Linked DNA regions of Homo sapiens: region 1 is linked to region 2. The links are chromatin loops, found by intact Hi-C in ENCODE. Cell type or tissue: heart right ventricle. All regions are shown on one strand. Each heading gives the region's core, and the rest is flanking DNA. Links, peaks and the distances in the headings are about the cores only. Region 1 has its middle 5.8 kb from the start of SYNE1. Region 2 overlaps SYNE1 (spectrin repeat containing nuclear envelope protein 1).

Region 1 (5,386 bases), core at 301-5,300, 160 kb after region 2:
TAGACAGATTTGAGAGATATTTAATAGATAAAACTTACAGGGCATAAGGCCATGTTGTGCTATAGACTGAATAGGTATGTTCCCCCACCCCCAAACTCATATGTTGAAACCTATCCCCAGTGTCATGGTATTAGGAGGTGTGGCCTTTGGGGGTGATTAGGTCATAAGGGTAGAACCCTCATGCATAGAATTAGTGTGCTAATAAAAGGAACTTGGAGAAGTCCTTGCCCCTTCCACCATGTGAGAACACATCAAGAAGACAGCCATCTATCAACCAGGAAGTGGGTTCTCACCAGACACTGAATTTGAAGGTGCCTTGATCCTGGACTTCCAGCCTCCAGAACTGTGAGTAGTAAGTGTCTGTTGTTTGTGAGCCACCTGTACTATAGTATTATGTTACAGCAGCCCGAACAGACTAAGACATGTGTCAACAGGAAGTTAGAAAAGTATAATGGTTAAAGTATTGGGTTTTAAAGCAAGAAAGGCCTGGGTTTGAGTCCCAGCTTTACCATTAAGTGCCTATGTGATTTTTAGCTAGGAATTTAACCTCTTGTGAATTCAGGTTTACAACCCTGCAATTCAGGATTCTAATAGTATCTCATTCATAGAGCTGTTGTGGGGACTACATGAGCTAATGCCTGAATAGCACTCAGCACTTCAGTGCCTGGCATGTGGTCAATAAATGAAAGATATTATTAGCATCATTATTATGCTTCTAGTTATTATTACTATTAGTCTAGATGTTTCTGAAGTTGGCAAACCATCACTCTCCATTTCACATTGCAATAGCCTAATAGAGCTAGGACACCAGTTCCTGAGAGCAACAAAATACAATCCCAGGGCCATCACAGGCTGAGAGACAGCTGCCAGGACAGCAACCTGACTTCCTCCTCCACCAGGCCCAGGGCCTGTCCTCCTCATCCGTCTTTTCATTCTGTCTCACTTTACAAAGAATCTTCTTCTTATATATCACTGTAGTTGGGCCCCCAAGGTCCCCTGTCTGCATTAGCAAGAGGTACCAAAGATAGCAACAGTTGCAGATTGCCTTCAGCCCAGCTTCATCCCAATGCCTGCATCATGGTGTTCTATACATTTGTAAAATATGAGACATTGTGCCCATATGAAATCAGAGAAAAATCATTTCTTTCCTTTTTTTTTTTTTTTTTTTGGAAACGGAGTTTTGCTCTTGTTGCCCAAACTGGAGTGCAATGGCGCAATCTTGGCTCACCGCAACCTCTGCCTCCTGGGTTCAAGTGATTCTCCTGCCTCAGCCTCCTGAGTAGCTGGGATTACAGGCATGCGCCACCACACCTGGCTAACTTTTTGTATCTTTTAGTAGAAACAGGGTTTCACCATGTTAGCCAGGCTGGTCTCGAACTCCTGACCTCAGGTGATCTGCCCGCCTTGGCCTCCCAAAGTGCTGGGATTACAGGAGTGAGCCATTGCGCCCAACCCGAATAATCATTTCTACTTCTGTCATTCCTACTTTAAGTATCTGTGTTGATACCATGACAAAACTTGCCGTAATTAAAATATGTTGTGGATTTATCAAAAGCAGCGGCCCCAGGATCTACCAGAAGTGCATCTTTATTCAAATGAACACGTGTGCAACTCAACAAATGGCTCTCTTCTTCCACCTCCCTCCCTTAGTCTTAAATCTCTTCAAAACCAACTTGTACACACAGTGCAGTGAAACTTCAATCAAAGTAGCTCTCTTACTTTTTAAAGGTTAAGGGGCATTTTATCAGTCAGGGTCTTGATGTAGTCAGTAGAGGTCCGGCTTGGTCTTCTAGAAATCTAGGAGCCACTTGTTACGTAATGGCCTGTAGTGGAATCAATAGTCTGTTGACAAGGGAGAAAGGACAAACGAGGACAGAGGGACTTATTTTCCTGACAAGTAAGTGCCTCAGGAGGATTTGCATTCAAAGTCCTCGGATTCACCCAAATCCTACAAATGCCCCTGTTCCAGTTCTCATAGCCCACTCTTTACAATAAGAACTTTAGCTTTCATGTAAGAGACTTGGCAAGTCTTTGAATTTATTTTATGCTGTAATTTTGCAACATGCAGAAGCGGACCTTAGGTCTGATTTTTGGCTATATCAGCAATGTAGCTACAAGGGTCCTAGAAGTCCTCTAGTCCTTGACCAGGCCTTGATCCAAAAGTGTAAAGTTTCCCAGCTTGCCATTTTCTTTCTATGGTCTCTGGTGCAGTCAGAAGTAGATGACACACCCCATGGTCTTTCTCGTTCTCTTTCCTACTTTCAGACTCTAGAGCAGCGGTCAACTTAGTCTCCACAATTCTTGATTTCAATAGGTCCTTCACTTCCGACAACCACAGGTGTTAATTCAAGGAAGTGTTTGCCACCATGTGCCATGTCTCTTCATAATTCTATTTTGCACTAGAATTAGGCAATTAGGTCATCACTGTAAGCAAATGCAACCAGGTCAAACAACAAGATTCTCATCTTTGAAGCTCTGGAACCAATCTTGGCATGAAATATTGTGTCAGTCCAGATTCATTAAAGAAAAATCAAAGCAACTTAAGGAGTGTTGGAAAGGCTAGAGAAGTGATCATCATCAGGCTGCCTTCAGCTTTCAGGTAAGCACCATTGCAAGTGCAATCCAGAGCTCGGCAAGTTGCTGCTGCCACCCAGAGGTCAAGATACTGCAGCAAACCGCCAACAGCATCACAGCTGCCCTTGCTCAGAGGCTAGGCCTGGTGAGGGAGCTGGGTGTTCAGCCAGCCTCTGTAAAACTACTGCCGTTGCCGCTGGAGGGAGAATTTCTCAGTGTCTACATTGCCTTCCAAATCTCATGTGAGAGCACTGGCAGAATGCAAATTTCACCCAAACCCCTCAGGAAAGGGAGCCTGAGAAATGTAATGCCCAAACTTCTAGCTCCAGAGATACAGGAGAGAGCACAGAAAGAGGAGTGAATGCAGGTTGTTTGCCGAGAAACAGTATCCAGTACAAACACAGACTTGGGTGAACTGGTGAATGCAAATGTTTACTGAAATTAACATTTACAGAAATTCTAGGCTGGCCGCGGTGGCTCATGTCTGTCATCCCAGCACTTTGGGAGGCTGAGGTGGGTGGATTACTTGAGTTTAGGAGTTCGAGACCAGGTGGGCCAACGTGGTGAAACCCTGTCTCTACTGAAACTGCAAAAACAAAAATAGCTGAGTATGGTAGCACACGGCTGTAATCTCAGCTACTCAGGAGGCCAAGGCAGGAGAATCGCTTAAATTTATGAAACAGAGGTTGCAGTGAGTCAAGATTGTGCTCTGTACTACAGCCTGGGCCACAGAGCAAGACTGTCTCAAAAAAAAAAAAAGAAAAAAAAGAAAAATGTACAGAAATTCTACTTTAATAAGTTAAATCTTTTAAATCTCTTATAACTCTAACATTAATATTGTTTTAGAATTTTAAAAGTTAAGATTTTAATACTTTTTAAAAAATGAAACATTTTAGCATTGCTGAATAAATTTTAAAATATTAATTCCCCAGTGAAATGTTCTTGTCCCTTTCTCCCCATGCTTCCTTCGGGAGTTGATCTTCTTAGACCATTGGTCTCTCCTCTACTTAGCCACCCACTCCCGTGATCATAGTCTTGACCTTGTCATGATGAACAGTAACAATTATTTGTGATGATAATCTCAACTGGAAACACTCCACTCTCTGATCACTGACTCTTTTGTTCCCAGTACTCTCCCTGTTGCATTCCAATTCCAATAACCCCTCAACTGAATAGGACCTCACATCCATTGGGAGGGTCACCGATGGCCCTTGGGATGCCTTTGTTTGAATTCTTCAAGATTTTTTTTTTTTTCTGTGAGACAGAGTCTCACTCTGTTACCCAGGCTGGACTGCAGTGGTGCAATCTCAGCTCACTGCAGCCTCGACCTCCTGTGCTCAAGCAATCCTCCCACCTCAGCCTCTGAGTAGCTGGGACTTCAGGCGCTTGCCACCATGCCTGGCTGATTTTGTTTTTATTTTTTGTAGAGACAAGGTTTCATTATGTTGCCCAGGCTGGTCTTGAACTTCTGGGCTCAATCAGTCTTCCCACCTTGGCCTCCCAAAATGTTAGGATTACGGGCACGAACCACCATGCCTAGCAGATATTTCAACTCCATCTTTTGGAAACTATTGTAAAAGATCACTTTTGATAAAACAAGATGGTTGAGTGCCATCTTTCAGAAAATTACAATGCGTACCCAAATCTTAAATTCCATTTATGGATGATGCCCACCTGAAAGATGTTACCTTACGTGTATGTAGTGCATAACCCACATTAACCATATGTGGCTGCTCAGTGACAGTTGATTCTGCAATTTTTTTCATTGTCTATCTCCCCCTTTATGTTCATCCCTTTTAAAATGGTTTAAATTCCACATGTAACCATCCTACTCACCTCTTGAATTTATCCTCAAGCACTGTCCCTCTTGCCTTGTCATACTCACTTGGCTAACACACATCCCTTGTTAAATTCAGCTCTGCCTACTTCGTGCCTGCACCCACACTGCTGAATATGGCTGGGGGAACACTACCTTATGCTAACTGGTCTTTGCCTTTATGGCAAATCACTAAATCAAATGCCCCTGAATGCTCTATTTCTCTAACCAATATACTCTCCCACTTCCCTAAACAAATATCATACTTTTTCCTATCTTCCCAGATTTCCCCAAATGTTCCCCCATATCTAAATTTTCAGCTATTAACTTTGTTTCCTATTTACTATTTTAAGCAATCAAAGAGAATTTCCACAAGCTGCCACTAGCATATGCATGCATGTTGTCAGTGCCTGCATATAATGTTCCAATTTGTCTTCTGTTGCTAGGAATGAACTCTTTAAGCTCCTAGTTAAGGCCACCTCCTCCACTTATATATTCGATCTATCCCTTCCTGTCAACAATGTTTTTCTCTATTCCTAGCATCATGACTTTCTTTTCTCTTTGCTAGTTCATTCCCATCAGCATATAAACATGCTATTCCTCCCATATTAACAACAACAAACTTTCTTGTTCACCACCTAAACTCCAAATACTACCTCATTTCTCTCCTAAATTTTAAGAAAAATTTCTTGAAAGAGTGGTCTACACTCTGTTGGCAATTTCTCTCTTCCCACTTGCTCCCGAACTCACCACAGGCCAGCTTTCACCCCCAGCATGCCACCTTAGCTAGGTTACCAGCGACTTCTTTGCTAAACCTAATATTCCTATCTCTGTCCCTATCTTGATCTATTAGAAGCATTTAGTTATTTCCTCTTTCCTTCTCAAGATAGTTTTCTCACTTGGCTTCTGAACCTGCCTCTTCCCTCACTTTCTCTCTTCTGGCTGCTTCTTGGTCTCCTTTGCTGCATCCCTCTTATCTCCTCAACCTCTAGACTT
Region 2 (5,354 bases), core at 355-5,354:
GGGCTGTTATGCTGCAAGGTTTTCCAACCAGAATTTTTACCTTATGTTGCTCAAGTTTCCGTTGTATCGTGTTTGCTGTTTCCTCGTGGACCTGTTGAACGGTTATTTCCTCTCTCAGGGCCACCTCCGCTCTGTACAGCCAGGCACCTATGGTGCCCAGAGGTGCAGGAAGAGATTTATCAAGCTGTATATGCCAGTCAAAGAGCTAAAATTTAAAAAGCAGAAAAGTAAAATATCTTTAATACAGATGGCAATTTATAAAATTGCACCCAAATAATAGTAAAGCATACATAAAGCTTTAAGTTAATGATTTCAGGCTAAGTTAATAAATATCAAATAAGCAAATGTCTGTGTTCTGAGTTTGACACTTTAGGGATGGGGAGAAAATTACAGTTAAAAGCAAATTTTGAAGAAACTGAAAATACATCTTAAACATGGAAGAATATTATCAGAAGTGTAAGCAATTTTCCTCTTACAGGAGTAGCATGAAGCACCCACTGATTTTCAGTGTGGCTTTTGCTGAAAGGGAAGGGATCAGGTTTGGTGACATGCTTGGAGGATGCAGCAGTTATACACCTGGCACATGTGTATCTTGGTCGTCGGAATGAGAATCCCATTAAAACCTCCCACGTGATCAGAACAAGTTCAGAAAAATGAGGATTATCTAAGCAGCTCTGGACAAAGATGGGTTTAAAGGATTCTTTCTATAATCCTATGATTGTCTACCCTTCTCTCCATCTCTTCCATTTTACCCAATTCTCAGACACATTTCCTAGCTTACTGGAAAGCCAGGTGGGATGAGTTGAGGTGCTTAGGAACTAGCCTATTCTTTAATGGAGTCACTAGAAAAAATGAGACTATCAAAAAAAAAATTAGGCTGGGTGCAGTGGCTCACTCCAGTAATCCCAGAAATTTGGGAAGCCAAGATGGATGAGATGCTTGAGCCCAGGAGTTTAAAACCACCCTGGGCAATATAGTGAGATCTCATCTCTACAAAAAAAAAAAAAAAAAAAAAAAATTAGCCAAGTATGGTGGTACATGCCTGTGGTCCCAGCTACTTGGGAGGCTGAGGTAGGATGATTGCTTGAGCCAAGGAGGTTGAAGCTGCAGTGAGCTGTGATTGTGCCACTGCACTTTAGCCTGGGTGACAGAGCAAGACACTATCTCAAAAACAAAATAAAATAAAGTAAAGAATATATGGTAAGTTCAAGACAAATATTCTTATTAGTGATAGAAGTGTTCCAGGGGTTTGAAATCTTGGCCTTTAAGCATGAAGAATATGAATATGAAAGATACTGAGCAATTTTCCTTCAGATTCATGATCAGATAAAAAAAGATGCTTGAATTAAAGAATGCAAAACTGTATGTCAACACAGGAAGGTCATTAACTGTTGATGAAACATGATTTTAGAATACAAGAAGTTGCTGTGGCTCTACTCTGGAGAATCTGCTACAAGACCAGAGAGTCACCTCTTCTAAACCACCCAGAAGGAAGTTGTGTAAAGTGTGAAGTGATCCAGATGGTCTCAGGACTTTAATCTATCATCTAGTTAATTGCTGATATCACATAGAGGGAAGCCAAGGCAAGAAAATAGCTGTTAAACCAAAGACTTCCATTAACTTACAGGAAAACTAGACAAGGAGGCAAAGATTCTCCCATAGTTAAGTCTTTCTAGCCTCAGACAGAGGCAGTAGAACCTGTTGCCATACCACTGTGTAGAAATAGATGATGAAAAATATTCTTTTCTAAATTTATTAAGCTCAGTATAACTAATTGTGGGAGAACTTACCCTGGAGGTCACTCTATCCCAAGATTGTTTTACCAATGCTTGGTCAAGTGACAATTTACCGTCTCTGTGTAATGGTTGTATTAAATGTTCAATCTGTTTCCTCTTCATTTCATATTGAACTCTGAAGTGCTTAAATGACTAAAAGAGGAAAAACAGCAACAGTATGGCAATGAGTCAAAAAAAGCAAAAGCAAAGGAAAGCACATTTCCTAAATAACAATCTTTTCTATTTGGATAACACTCAATATATGTTGTTGATAATAATAACGGTAGTTATGATACTAATAGCAGCTGTCATTCATCAAGCCCTGACATAGCTTGACCCTGTGCTAAGTGCTTTCTTCATATTATCCTCTCTGGTTCTCTCCATCACCCTACACATGCATTATTATTCTGAAGCCCAGAAATGACTTATCAAGGACAAGTAGTAGAGGTAGGACTAAAGCCTAGGATTTCTCATTTCTAGTAAAGTAATTTGTGTACCAGTATATGTTTGTCAGGAAATCATAGTAAACAGGAGTATAAATCTTAGCTAATAATCAAGATAGTTGCTTTACTTCAAGTACCAAACAATTTACAAATAGAAATTGCATATATCAAAATAATGCAGAATTAAAGCTGTCTAGATTTGTGTTTAAGTAAGCCTGCATAAAGAGGTTTACTTTAGGGGACCATGTTTACATGATAATCCTTTGCTTTAATTTCATGGTATTAAAATATTAAGTATATCACAGTACAGTTGACATCAATGTATTATATGTAGACTTAACTATAAGCTTAATGCTAACATTAAAACAATTTTTAAAGTTTTATATTTTACATTAACTAAATTAACCCATCCTAAAATATGACTCCAAATCTAAACATAAAATGAAAAGATAATTAAAATGTGCAATTATGTTACAGGAGAATGGCCCCACAAAAGTTAGCAGATAACACAACTAAAAGAATTTCAAAATTATAAACAAACATGTAAATTCACGTGAAGAACACTGGGGGGAGATAGTGAACTAGAATTTTATCTACAAGGTTTTCTTTCATTTTCTCTAACTGAATGGAATTTTAAAAATACCAAAACATAGGCTGGGCACGGTGGCTCACACCTGTAACCCCAGCACTTTTGGAGATCGAGGCGGGCGGATCATGAGGTCAAGAGATTGAGATCATCCTGGCCAACATGGTGAAAGCCCGTCGCCATTAAAAATACAAAAATTAGCTGAGCATAGTGGCGCATGCCTGTAGTCCCAGCTACTCAGGAGGCTGAGGCAGGAGAATCGCTTGAGCCTGGGAGGCGGAGGTTGCAGTGAGCTGAGATCACGATCATGCCACTACACTCCAGCTTGGCGACAGAGTGACACTCTGACTAAAAAAAATATTAAAAAAAACAACAAAAAAATAAATTTAAAAAAAAACAAAACATCAAATCAACTTTTAAATTTTATTCCACAGGATTCTGAGTGAAAAAACTGGAAAATGCAGCATTTGCTACAGATTGAAAGAGATTTAAAATGCTGATTACAGAATGTAAAGATGAAATGAAATTTTCCCTAAATTCAGATTTCAGAGAGACTCTAAACCCATTTTTATGAGACTAGTGATCACCTTCGGGCTGAAAGGAGGATTTCTGTTTTCTGTTTTCCTAAGCCTTTGTTTCCCTCATGAACTAGCATCTGTATAACAGATAGCTTTATAACTTGGAATTTATTTTTTGATAATTGGTGCCAAACCTAAACCTCATCAGTGGACTAAATAAGTATATTCACTCTGTTCTTGCAATTCTTTTCTCCATTTACTGGCTTAATCATTTTTTAATGGATCTCAGCCCAGAAAATTTTATTTTGGGGAAAAAAGCTTACACTGAATTTCAAAGCAAAAGAGTACATGCATATTAACCACATATTTATTGCTTTGCTAAGTTTGACAAATATAATATTGATGCTATCATCCACCTAAATTCAGGCATATTTTAAAGATACAATTATATAAAATCACTAATGCCATAGATAAATCTTTTGTCTACCATGTTGAAGTTCTCACTTCATTTGACCTTTTTCTGTAGCAGAAATGACTGAAATATGATGTCGAGTAGAATATATTACAGAATATAATTCAGAATATACTATATTTAATTTTGCCACTAAAAGGGACTGATGTTTTACATTGGGAAAAATGATAATGCTGCATCAAATAAATCACAATTTTTATTAATTTTTATTTTTTCTCCAACTTTTATTTTAAGTTCTAGGGTACATGTACAGGAAGATTTGTTACATAGGTAATCATGTGCCATGGTGGTTTGCTGCACAGATCAACCCATCATCTAGGTACTAAGCCCAGCATCCATTAGCTATTCTTCCTGATGCTCTCCTTCTCCCACTCCCCCACAGGCCCCAGTGTGTGTTGTTCCTCCATGTGTCCATGTGTTCTCATTGTTCAGCTCCCACTTATAAGTGAGAACACGCAGGGTTTGGTTTTCTGTTCCTGCATTAGTTTGCTGAGGATAATGACTTCCAGTTCCATCCATGTCCCTGCAAAGGGCATGATCTTGTTCCTTTATATGGCAGCCTAGTATTCCATGGTGTATATGTACCAGATTTTATTTCTCCAGTCTACATTGATGGGCATTTGGGTTGATTCTGTGTCTTTGCTATTGAAATCACACTTTGTAAATGGGAATAAACTGTGTTTTGTGTCTTGGAAGTGAAAATCAGAAGCAGAAGTCCAATTAATGACACTGTAGTCAGACTGGAGAAAAACATTAACTCTGAGCTCAACTTGAATGCAATGGTGTTGGACTAGGCAGGTCGCAGTCGAAACTGATCCCTTTAATGGACCCTCCAATACTCATGTTGCAATCCTTTGTTAAATTCAGTTTATTTTATACTAATTTTCAATTTGACTCAACTCTTTGTTCTTGGTAGATTTTTGGGTTAGGTGAGATCTATAAGATCATGAGTTCTGGCCGGGCATGGTGGCTCACGCCTGTAATCCCAGCACTTTGGGAGGCCGAGGCAGGTGGATCCCGAGGTCAGGAGATTGAGACCATCCTGGCTAACATGGTGAAACCCCATCTCTACTAAAAATACAAAAAATTAGCCAGGTGTGGTGGTGGGTGCCTGTAGTCCCAGCTACTCAGGAGGCTGAGGCAGGAGAATGGTGTGAACCCAGGAGGCAGAGCTTGCAGTGATCCAAGATCACGCCATTGCACTCTAGCCTGGGAGAGAGAGTGAGACTCCGTCTCAAAAAAAAAAAAAAATCATGAGTTCTATAAACACAATGACTCTGCATTTGTTTTCCAAGTCATCTATAAGACTGAGTTATGGAAAAGTGATGAAGCCTCAGTGCTCCATATATAGTGTGGACACAATGCAACTTAAGACTATCTACATAAGTTAGAAATACAATTATTAAATTATATGCAAACTTAGGGTAATGAATGTTATGTCTTTAAAGACTTTTCTCATTAATGTAATTTGAAGCATTAAATGGAGATCAAATGACATATATAAATATTAGTCAAAAATAGCTTTTGAAAAATTCAAAAATCTTCTCCATACAATACCTG

What was found. A loop is a pair of places that touch in the nucleus more often than their neighbours do. Peaks named below come from ENCODE experiments on the same cell type or tissue, not always from the same donor. Only the 100,000 strongest peaks of a DNase experiment are listed, where the experiment ranks them.
Region 1: it touches region 2 in a loop (2.2-fold over the local background); 23 of 110 quality-filtered maps call a loop at or near these places.

What each region holds. Positions count from the first base shown.
Region 1 is chr6:152,640,507-152,645,892 of GRCh38, forward strand. No RefSeq gene overlaps it. Among named protein-coding and RNA genes, the nearest start is that of SYNE1, 5.8 kb to the left of the region's middle. In heart right ventricle, for the core only: CTCF peaks have their summits at 2,673 (motif pointing left) and 2,881; a DNase peak (open chromatin) is centred at 2,685.
Region 2 is chr6:152,483,045-152,488,398 of GRCh38, forward strand. SYNE1 (spectrin repeat containing nuclear envelope protein 1) reads right to left here. Exons shown (of 146, transcript NM_182961.4): 12 at 5,352-5,354; 13 at 1,791-1,928; 14 at 41-205. Among named protein-coding and RNA genes, the nearest start is that of SYNE1-AS2, 83 kb to the left of the region's middle. In heart right ventricle, for the core only: a CTCF peak has its summit at 2,769; no DNase peak of the experiment used is centred there; H3K4me3 peaks cover 332 bases.